2 separate regions of the Homo sapiens genome follow, and region 1 is linked to region 2. A link is an interaction called in ENCODE POLR2A ChIA-PET data of the cell type or tissue named here. Cell type or tissue: OCI-LY7. All regions are shown on one strand. Links, peaks and the distances in the headings refer to the core of each region. The heading gives the core; the rest is flanking DNA. Region 1 overlaps ZNF107 (zinc finger protein 107). Region 2 has its middle 140 kb from the start of ZNF92.

Region 1 (4,387 bases), core at 144-4,143, 820 kb after region 2:
ATAATTGTGATCATGACTCTCGATACTTTGTGGCCTTCATCTCTCACCCCTAAGATGCTTGTTTACGCTTACAGAATCTGTCATCAGATTCTATTTACACCTGGATCCTCTCACATAACTGTAGCAGGTCACTGAACAAGATCTGAAAAGTTCTAAGAGCAACACTCTCAAAGGGAAGCTTTAAGATGTCTATGTTGACATCTCACAATGCAGAAAATGTCTCCTGTTGGTTTTCTGTACTTTCTCAAACCAGAGTCTGGCCCTGTCTTGTAAATTCCAGGGAGAGGCCAGACCTTATGTACAGATTCTAGGTGGGAGCAGCCTGCCTCTGCATTTTTGGGTGTTACAGCAAGTGGAGCACAACCAAAGGAGAGATCGCCTCATAGAGGCTGCTCTAGCACATTCTAAATAATATGTCTACTTGAAAGGAAAAAGCTGAAGCTACATGAATATAAGTAGAGAGTTTATTTGAGCCAAGATTGGGAATTGTAACCTGGGATCAAAGATTCATGTTGCCAGGAATCTACACTTTGATTAGCGCAGCTGCAAGTGGATTTGTAAAGGCAAAAAGAGAGGGAAAGAGGGTGGGCTGATACAAAGTTGTTTGTCAGAAACTCTCATTTGTTTACAAAAAAATAAGATTGATTATTGATTGGATAAACATTGTTAAGCTATAGGGTGTGGGTTACAGGATCCAGTGTGTCATTATTAGTTTAATTTATACCTACTTGTGGCAATAGCAAGCAGTTTCAAGAGATAAATTCTTAGCTCAAAGAACAGAGAAATACATAATTGTGGTATTATTTTAATGTCTCTGAACCTTATAACTAAAAGAATTTGCATTTCTCAGATAAAAGGTTTTATTTTTTCCCAAATCTTAAGACCCTGATTCAGAATTTGGAGCTGCAAATTTAGTTCCTGGATGGGTGCAGTAGCAGTAGGTGTCATCCACACATTTGTGGGTATTTTAAGAAGAGGAAGAAGGGGTTGGGTGTGGTGGCTCATACCTGTAACACCAGCACTTTGGGAGGCCGAGGCAGGCAGATCACCTGAGGTCATGAGTTTGAGACCAGCCTGGCCAACATGGTGAAACCCCCCCTTCCACTAAACATACAAAAATTAGCTGTACGTCTTGGTGCGTGCTTGTAATCCCAGCTACTCAGGAGGCTGAGGCAGAAGAATCATTTGAACCCAGAAGGTGGAGGTTGCAGTGAGCCGAGATCATGCCACTGCACTCCAGCCTGGGCAACAGAGTGAGAACCCATGTCAAAAAAAAAAAAAAAAAGAGGAGGAAGGGAAAAAATATGGAGATTCTCATGTCTACTTAAGGCACACGTTACTCTGGGTTTCTGGGTCCCATGATCTCTGAAGCAGTTTCTGGTCTAAAGATACAAGAGTCATTGAAAGAGGTAAAATGGTTAACTGCTGCCCTGTGAAGTATGTAGAAATCTGGCCTAGCTCTCTAGAGGTGACTGTAGAGGACTATAACACCAAATAGACAGAGACACAATTCTGCCTGCATATTTAGGGGACAGCATGCATTTTGCAGCACAATTGTGAGTTGACTGGAAGCCTGAAAGGAAAAGCCTCCTCTGGATTAAAGCTTGGTTGGCACCTTATATGTTTATATCATGTGTGGTAATTCTAGACAGTGTTTGGAAAATATAAATAAAAGAAAAATTTTCTCCAGCTCCAGAGTAACTCCACAATGATAGAACAGAAAGAAAGCTGTTTTATTACACAATTCAACCAGAATGTGACATGCATCACAGTCAATCTGCTTAAGAGATTGCAAAGACAGAAAGACGGTCACAATAATTAGTCCACAAGTAGAAAAATTTACAGCACATGTCATACATAGTTCATCATAAATTCACCTGGTAATTTGGGAGGTCATCCATATATGCTAATTGGTTATAATCAATGACAAAATACACTTTTCACATCTTCATGACAAAAGGTAATTTTGCAACTTAAAGCCAGGTGCCTCCTGCTTGCCGTCTCCTGGTAGCTTGTGTCCTCTCTTGACTCCTACCATCTGCCACTGAGGCAGAGCCCCCAGCACACAGCTCACACCTGGCACCCTATATATAACCCCAACTGCCACAGCAGCACTTCAATGCCACATCAGAGAATGAAGCCTGAGTTGCAGGAGGAGAGCCTGCAGGCCTCCTGGGTAGAATTGCACCTTCACAATAATGGGAATGGGTGCAGTGTTTAAGCCTCAGTTTTTTATTTGTAATGGTGACATGGAAATCACTCTGCTGGATTTCCAGCATGAGTCCATATAGAGATAGCTCCAAGAGTTCTCACTATGACAGCCCACCTCATTAACAGACACCATGGGATAGTAATAGGGCTTCCAAAACAGACACCCAATGCATTCAAGAGAAAAACAGCTCACTCTGAAAATGATTATATTGAGAGGGAAAAAAAAAGAAAAGCATCTTAAGAAAAAAACTCAGATTAGATATGATTGAACAAGTCAGCCAGAAAAACTTCCCCTAAAACACATTTCTCTGTAAAAACCCAAAGTGCACAGCTACCCTCAGTATGAAAAACATGAGCATTATGAATAACGGGGGGCATATTCTCAGCAGAATTTTGTAAGTGTGTGTTACAGCGTGGTCTGGATTGAAGACCCAAGCAGACTTTGTGTGAGCAACAAGGCCGTTTATTCACTTGGGTGTTAGTGGGCTGAATCGGAAAAGGGAGTCAGCCCGGAGGTGTGAGGGAGAGCAGTCTTTACAGGGCAAAGTGGCGGGTGGAAAATTACAACATGGTTTTGGGACTTGTTGACTCAAGAAGTTGATCAACCAGTTGGAACAGAAACCCGTTGTTCTTCTTTTGTGGTTTTTGGTTGTTGCAGGTTTTCTGGTTCCAGGAAGTCTGGAGGCATATGTGCTGGTCACAGAGTTCTTAATGGCCCACCGTCAATAATGGCCTGCTGGCAATAATGCAGCCATATTTGTGGGATATGACATTCCTGTCTTTTTGTTTTAATAAGAAAAGAAGTGGACGGGGTGATGTTTCTCAGGGATTCTTCGAGCGGGACTTGGGGCGGCATGGACTCCTAATTGGGAGAGAGATCTTGGGGTGGGGGTGACATTGAGGGGCAGTTAGGAGTAGCATTTGTCGCATAGATTGATTGGTAATAGCTTGAATGAGATTTTGTAGGAACTGAGAGGCTAGACGGAAGAGGCAGGGTCCAAATAGGAGAAGGAGAATGATGGAAATGAGGGGCCCAGCTATAGGGAGAAGCCACAACGCCCAGCTCCAAAGATTGGTGTTAAAAGTCTGAAAGACATTGTCTGATTTTAGAAGCCTTTTCATTTAACTGCGAGGCAGCATCTCGTACTAGTCCAGACTGGTTGGTGGAAAAACAATCTTCCCCTAAAAAGGTGCATAGCCCACCTTTTTCGACGGTTAGGAGGTCTAAGCCACGGTGGTTCTGCAGAGTTACTGCTGCTAAGGAGTCTATTTGGGATTGGAGAGTAAGGGTGGATTTTGCTATGTCTTGTAGGCTGTCTGAGAGATCCTTTGAGAGTGTATGATAGTAGGACAGGGAAGGGGACAAACCTGCTATTCCAGTTCCTGTGGCATTGGTAACTCCTAGTCCTATAAGCAAGGGTATTATCTGCACAGCCCTATGCTGATGGACTTGGGCTCTGACAGGGACTGGTAAGGTTTGGTTTCCAGGGGCAATGTCAATTTTGGGGCTTAGGAAGATTAGGGTACAGGTGCTTGTCCAGTTAGTGGTGAGGCAGACATAGGTTGAAGTTCCACACAAGAAGAATATGCCTTGGCTGGGTAGGCAGAACTGGCTGTGTATGTTAAAAAGGTGTGTGAATTTGTTTTCATTTTCCCACACCCCTAGGGTACTTGCCAAGGCGGCCCCAGTGAGCGGCTGAAAAGGGATGTTTGGGATAAGCTGAGTGGCTCCCTGTGTTTTATTTTCCCATTGGAGGAAAAATCATTTTGTATCTACTAGGAGCCACTCAGAAGGGTAATCGAAAGAGGGGATAAGGAGGCATTCGTCAGTGGTGGGAGTGCTGCTGCAGGAGGTCCAGGGGTGAATGGTCATGCAGTGCGTATGCCTGCCATTACAAAACCCGGATTGTTTGTTAAGCAGAGAGGTGCTGATGACTTCTGGGGGCTTTGAGAAGCGGACAGGCTGTTTGAATGTAGCTGTTTGGGAGACCTGGAAGTTAATACAGTCAGTTGGGGCTTGAAGCTGCAAGGCGTAGTTGCACTGATGGAACAGTAGGTGACCTAGAGGTAGGCCTGATGACAGGTTGTGTTGGATGCATAAAGGGGCTTGGAAAGTTAAGACAGCGTTTGTAGTCACAGGGCCGTGTATGGGCTTTTCATTACTTGTGTAATGGGT
Region 2 (4,387 bases), core at 100-4,099:
TTAGCCTAAACGCTATTTTTTTTAAAGCTCAGCCAAGAGACTCCATTGTAATTTTCAAATGTGTGTAACTTAAATTCTCATATTAAATACCACTATGCTTAAATTAGTCAAAACATTTTCCCCATCTACAACTCTATCTTTTCACTGCAATCATTTTCACAAAAGTGACTGCAGCTAACAGACCCTAAAAGGGGAAAATCTAGGGTAGGTTATCTGATCTAGTTAGTTTTGAAGACAGGATCTAGAGATTATTTCATATGAAATAGGTCACCTGAAATGAAGTGTTTACTGAAAACAGCTTGGATCAGCCCAGTTTTCTACCACTGAACCATGCATTTGGTTTAAAAAACACAACAACTCTGGGGAATATTGGCTGCTTCCAACTGTGTTGAAGGTGTTAAAGAAAAGAGCATAAAAAATGATCATCTGAGGCCTTTATAATCTCTGCTCAAGAGACTAGAGTGTTCCATTCTTAAAGAAACACTCAAATATCTTAATAATCGGGCAAAATCTAAATATCAGAGAGATAATTTTATCTTGAAGGTTGTTAAATTATAATGGTTATTCACTACCTTGCCACGTCTCTGAGTCAAAAATTAGATCTTTGTTTAGGAATCAATGGTACTCTGCAACTTGGAAATAGGAAGATTTTAGAAGACTCAAACATTGACTTTCTTGTGTGCAAAAAAAAAGACGTATTGAGATAAGACAAGTTTTTCCTTGCAAGGATACCTCTAATGCTAATACACCACCTCCCCTAATGTTAATATAGCTTCAAGATCACCAACCAGTGTCAGAGAGCAGCCTATGCAACTACAAATTCAAAAGATGTCGAACACAGGGTCAAGCCTAGAATAAGAAGTCTTAGCTAATTAAGTATGCTTTTTTCCCCAGATCCATATTAACAAAAACTTGGATATGTCAGAGAATGCATTCTAAGTTCACTCAACCTAGGAGGGAGAAACATAATTTTAAATTAAGAGCTGAAGCATTCTTGCCCTAACAAAAAGCAAGGAAAATCAAATATCACACCACAGGCGGGATTTCACAAATTAGTGTCAACATCCAAACCTTAAAATAGGCAAGGAAAATGCAGATTCACAATTAACTCTTGTACTTGTTTTGTTCAGAGAAGAGATGGTTCTGAGAGAATGACAGTGAATTAACCCCAACTGGTTTAGTTGGTACTTTCAATTGCTGCTTCTGATAAACTCCTTTAGCTAGAATAAATTGATTAGGATTTTGGCATGTGATATTAGAGATGGTTATTAATTTTTTCCTCTTATTTGCATTGTTCAATGTAGTAAATACTAGCTGTATATGGCTACTTAAATTCAAATTAATTACAATGAAATGTACTTAAATAATGAATTTTTTAGTCACTGTTGGTTCATTAATGAATATCTTCAGCTAAGATTTCCCAACTAAATACACTAAGAGGTGGCTTAGTTAACTGGTTGTCCACAAAAATTGAGGCTGTTAACTCCTGATATATTCTCTGCAAATAGAATATTCAGTGAGCCTCCTCCTGAAACCAGCAGCCTAGAGATAATTTTATAAATTGGATACAAGTTGGAAATCTATAGTCTTTAAGTTTTTGAAATATCAGCTTCCCAGGGAAGAAAACCAAATTCATAAGATATGTTAGGACAATTTAACTCAAGATGTTCAAAACTGAAATGACATATTCTACAATATGTGATAAAACCACCCCCTAACAACTTAAAGCAAAACAAGGATTGACCTTAAAGACCTGCCTTTTCCTCATCCCCCAGCCAGTTTTCAAATCTTGCATTTTTGAAAGGTTCTTATCCCCCTAGTCTCTTGTTTCTAGACTTTGCACATATTCAAGTTTGTTACGTCTATTTACTGACTTTCCTCTCTTCAAACAGTATCTATGTCTGCCAAATGTGAACATACAAAAAACAAATCAGAATGTGCCATTCTGATTTAAACTGCTTATTAGTTAATACCCTCAAGATAACATCTAGGTTCTTAGCTGCACTGAGTCAAGCCCACTTACATCTTTGTTTTCGGGTGCACTTTTCCTATCACATCACACTCCAGCAATGCCAAGCTGTGCCAGCCTTCTACCTCCTTTCCACTATTTTGCCCCCGCCGAAGCGGCCTTTGAAGCTTTTCGTCCCCCGGCGCCGCGGCTTTTTGCCACCCCGGGTTTTTGCCGCCGCGGCTTTTTGCCCCCGCCGCCGTGGCTTGCTGCCGCCGCTGCCGCGGTTTTTTGTGGTTTTTTACCCCAGCTCCCACTGCTTTTTGCCCCCACCGCGGCGGCTTTTTGCTGGTTTTCGCCCCTGCCGCCGCGGCTTTTTGCCCCCGCCTCAGCGGCTTTTTCTCGCCGCGACTTTTTTCACCCGCACCGAGGCTTTTGCAGCTTTTTGCCCCCTGCCGTCGCGGCTTTTTGCCTCCGCCGCCGCGGCTTTTCGCCCCCGTCGCCGCGGCTTTTGCGGCCTTTTGCCTGGGCCGCCGCGGCTTCTTGCCCCCACCGTCGCGGCTTCTTGCCACCGCTGCTTTTTACCCCCGCCACCGTGGCTTTTTGCCCCCGCTGCCGAGGTTTTCTGCCGCCGCTGCCGCGGCTTTTTGTGGTTTTTTTGCCCCAGCTCCCACTGCTTTTCGCCCCACTCCGCCGCGGCTTTTTCCCCCGCCGCCGCGCATTTTTGCCACCGCGGCTTTTTGCCCCCGTCGCCGCTTTTTGCCGCTGCAGCTTTTTGCCCCCGCTGCCGAGGTTTTCTGCCGCCGCTGCCTCGGCTTTTTGTGGTTTTTTGCCCCAGCTCCCACTGCTTTTCGCTCCCCCCTCCGCGGCTTTTTGCGGCTTTTAGCCCCCGACGCCGCGGCTTTTTGCGCCCGCCGCCGCGGCTTTCTGCTGCCACGGCTTTTTGCCCCCCGCCGCCGCGGCTTTTTGCCCCCCGCCGCCGCGACTTTCTGCCCCCGCCGCCGCGGCTTTTTGCTCCCGCGGCATTTTGCCCCCTGCCGCCGCGGCTTTTTGCCCCCGCCGCCGCTTTTTGCCGCCGCGGCTTTCTGCTCCCGCCGCCGCGGCTCTGAGGGCGGGAGCGGCAGACTCCGCTGCCAGCTCTACTGGCGTCCTGGCAAGGGCAGCGCCGAGGGGCTCTCCCGGCTCGGGGGTTCCTTGCCTAGGCGCCCGAGCCCCGGGCTCCCTGCCTCGGCCGCTGTGGCCTGCATAGGGCGGCACTGCGCGCGGAGGCGATGGGAGAGAAGAAGGAGGGCGGTGGCGGGGGTGATGCAGCGGCCGCTGAGGGTGGCGCAGGGGCCCCGGCCAGCCCGGGGCTGCAGCAGTGCGGACAGCTCCAGAAGCTCATCGGCATCTCCATTGGCAGCCTGCGCGGGCTGCGCACCAAGTGCGCTGTGTCCAACGACCTCACCGAGCAGGAGATACGGACCCTGGAGGTAAGGGGTTTGGGGACCCGGGCTGGGCTCGAGCAGCGGCCCGGACACCTCCCTTGGGGCCCCAGTTCACTCCTGGCCGAGTTGCATCCTTGAGCCCGCGTCGCGCCCTTGGAGGCTTCCCCTCCCTCCTGCACTCGCTGATGCGGCAGCCGAGAGACCCGGGACCAGCCCTCACCTTGGGCAGGATTTGTGGGGCGGGTGCTTGGTGGGAACTGGGATGGAGGCGCTAGGGTCCCGTGGGGCGGGGAGGGTGAGGGTGGGCTGCGCGCGGACATCCCCTTACCCCCGAATTTCCATCTGGTCCGGCCCTCTCATCTTGTAGGTGAGGAAACCAAAGGCCCGAGGGAGAACTGACTTGCCAGGAACCCCTGTTAAGGAGAATTACCAAAGTGTGGTTATTAAAGGAGAACTGAGTTGGGAGTCAGACCTGGAGTCCCACACCCTTGGTTAAGTCATTATACCACCTTGAGTCTGGCCTGTTGACTGAGGGTGAGCCACTCCATCCTCGTCTGATTGTGGGGTCTTGACCTCAAGGGGTTTCGTGCAGGAAGAAGCAAATGGGTTTGCTTTCCTAGCTCTGTCCAGTACCTTAGGGACCCTGAGGACTGAAGCGATTCTTGGAGAGCCATCTGGTGTATGTCATGCGTGGGCCTTTCTTGAAGGTCTGTCTGCCCAGTGGGCTGGCTCAGCCCGAATGAACTGTCTTGAATCTTTGGAGTTGTCTGTGTACTTTTAAGGGCTTCTCATCCTTGCACCAAAAGATCCCCTGGAAATTAGGTGGGAAAACCTTACCTTTTGTGGGGCCTTGTGTTTGTCTTAAAAGTTCATGCACATGGCCAGGTGTGGTGGCTCACACCTGTTATCCTGTCCTGGATCCCTTGAGTCAAAGAGTTTGAGACCAACCTGGACAATACAGTGAGACCCCGTCTCTACAAAAGATAAAATATTAGCCAGGGGTGGCTGTGCG

What was found. Peaks named below come from ENCODE experiments on the same cell type or tissue, not always from the same donor. Only the 100,000 strongest peaks of a DNase experiment are listed, where the experiment ranks them.
Region 1: POLR2A ChIA-PET joins it to region 2 with 13 read pairs; 1 of 35 experiments calls an interaction of 5 or more read pairs at or near these places.

Annotation. Positions count from the first base shown.
Region 1 is chr7:64,685,156-64,689,542 of GRCh38, reverse strand. All of the region lies in intron 1 of ZNF107 (zinc finger protein 107), which reads right to left. It also overlaps the pseudogene BNIP3P11. Among named protein-coding and RNA genes, the nearest start is that of MIR6839, 8.3 kb to the right of the region's middle. In OCI-LY7, for the core only: CTCF peaks have their summits at 156 and 371; DNase peaks (open chromatin) are centred at 232, 2,082 and 2,822; H3K4me3 peaks cover 3,758 bases; H3K27ac peaks cover 4,000 bases.
Region 2 is chr7:65,507,811-65,512,197 of GRCh38, reverse strand. It overlaps the pseudogene LOC101929322. Among named protein-coding and RNA genes, the nearest start is that of ZNF92, 140 kb to the right of the region's middle. RefSeq lists an enhancer at 2,013-3,011. In OCI-LY7, for the core only: no CTCF peak of the experiment used is centred there; DNase peaks (open chromatin) are centred at 759, 2,267 and 2,827; H3K4me3 peaks cover 3,601 bases; H3K27ac peaks cover 3,661 bases.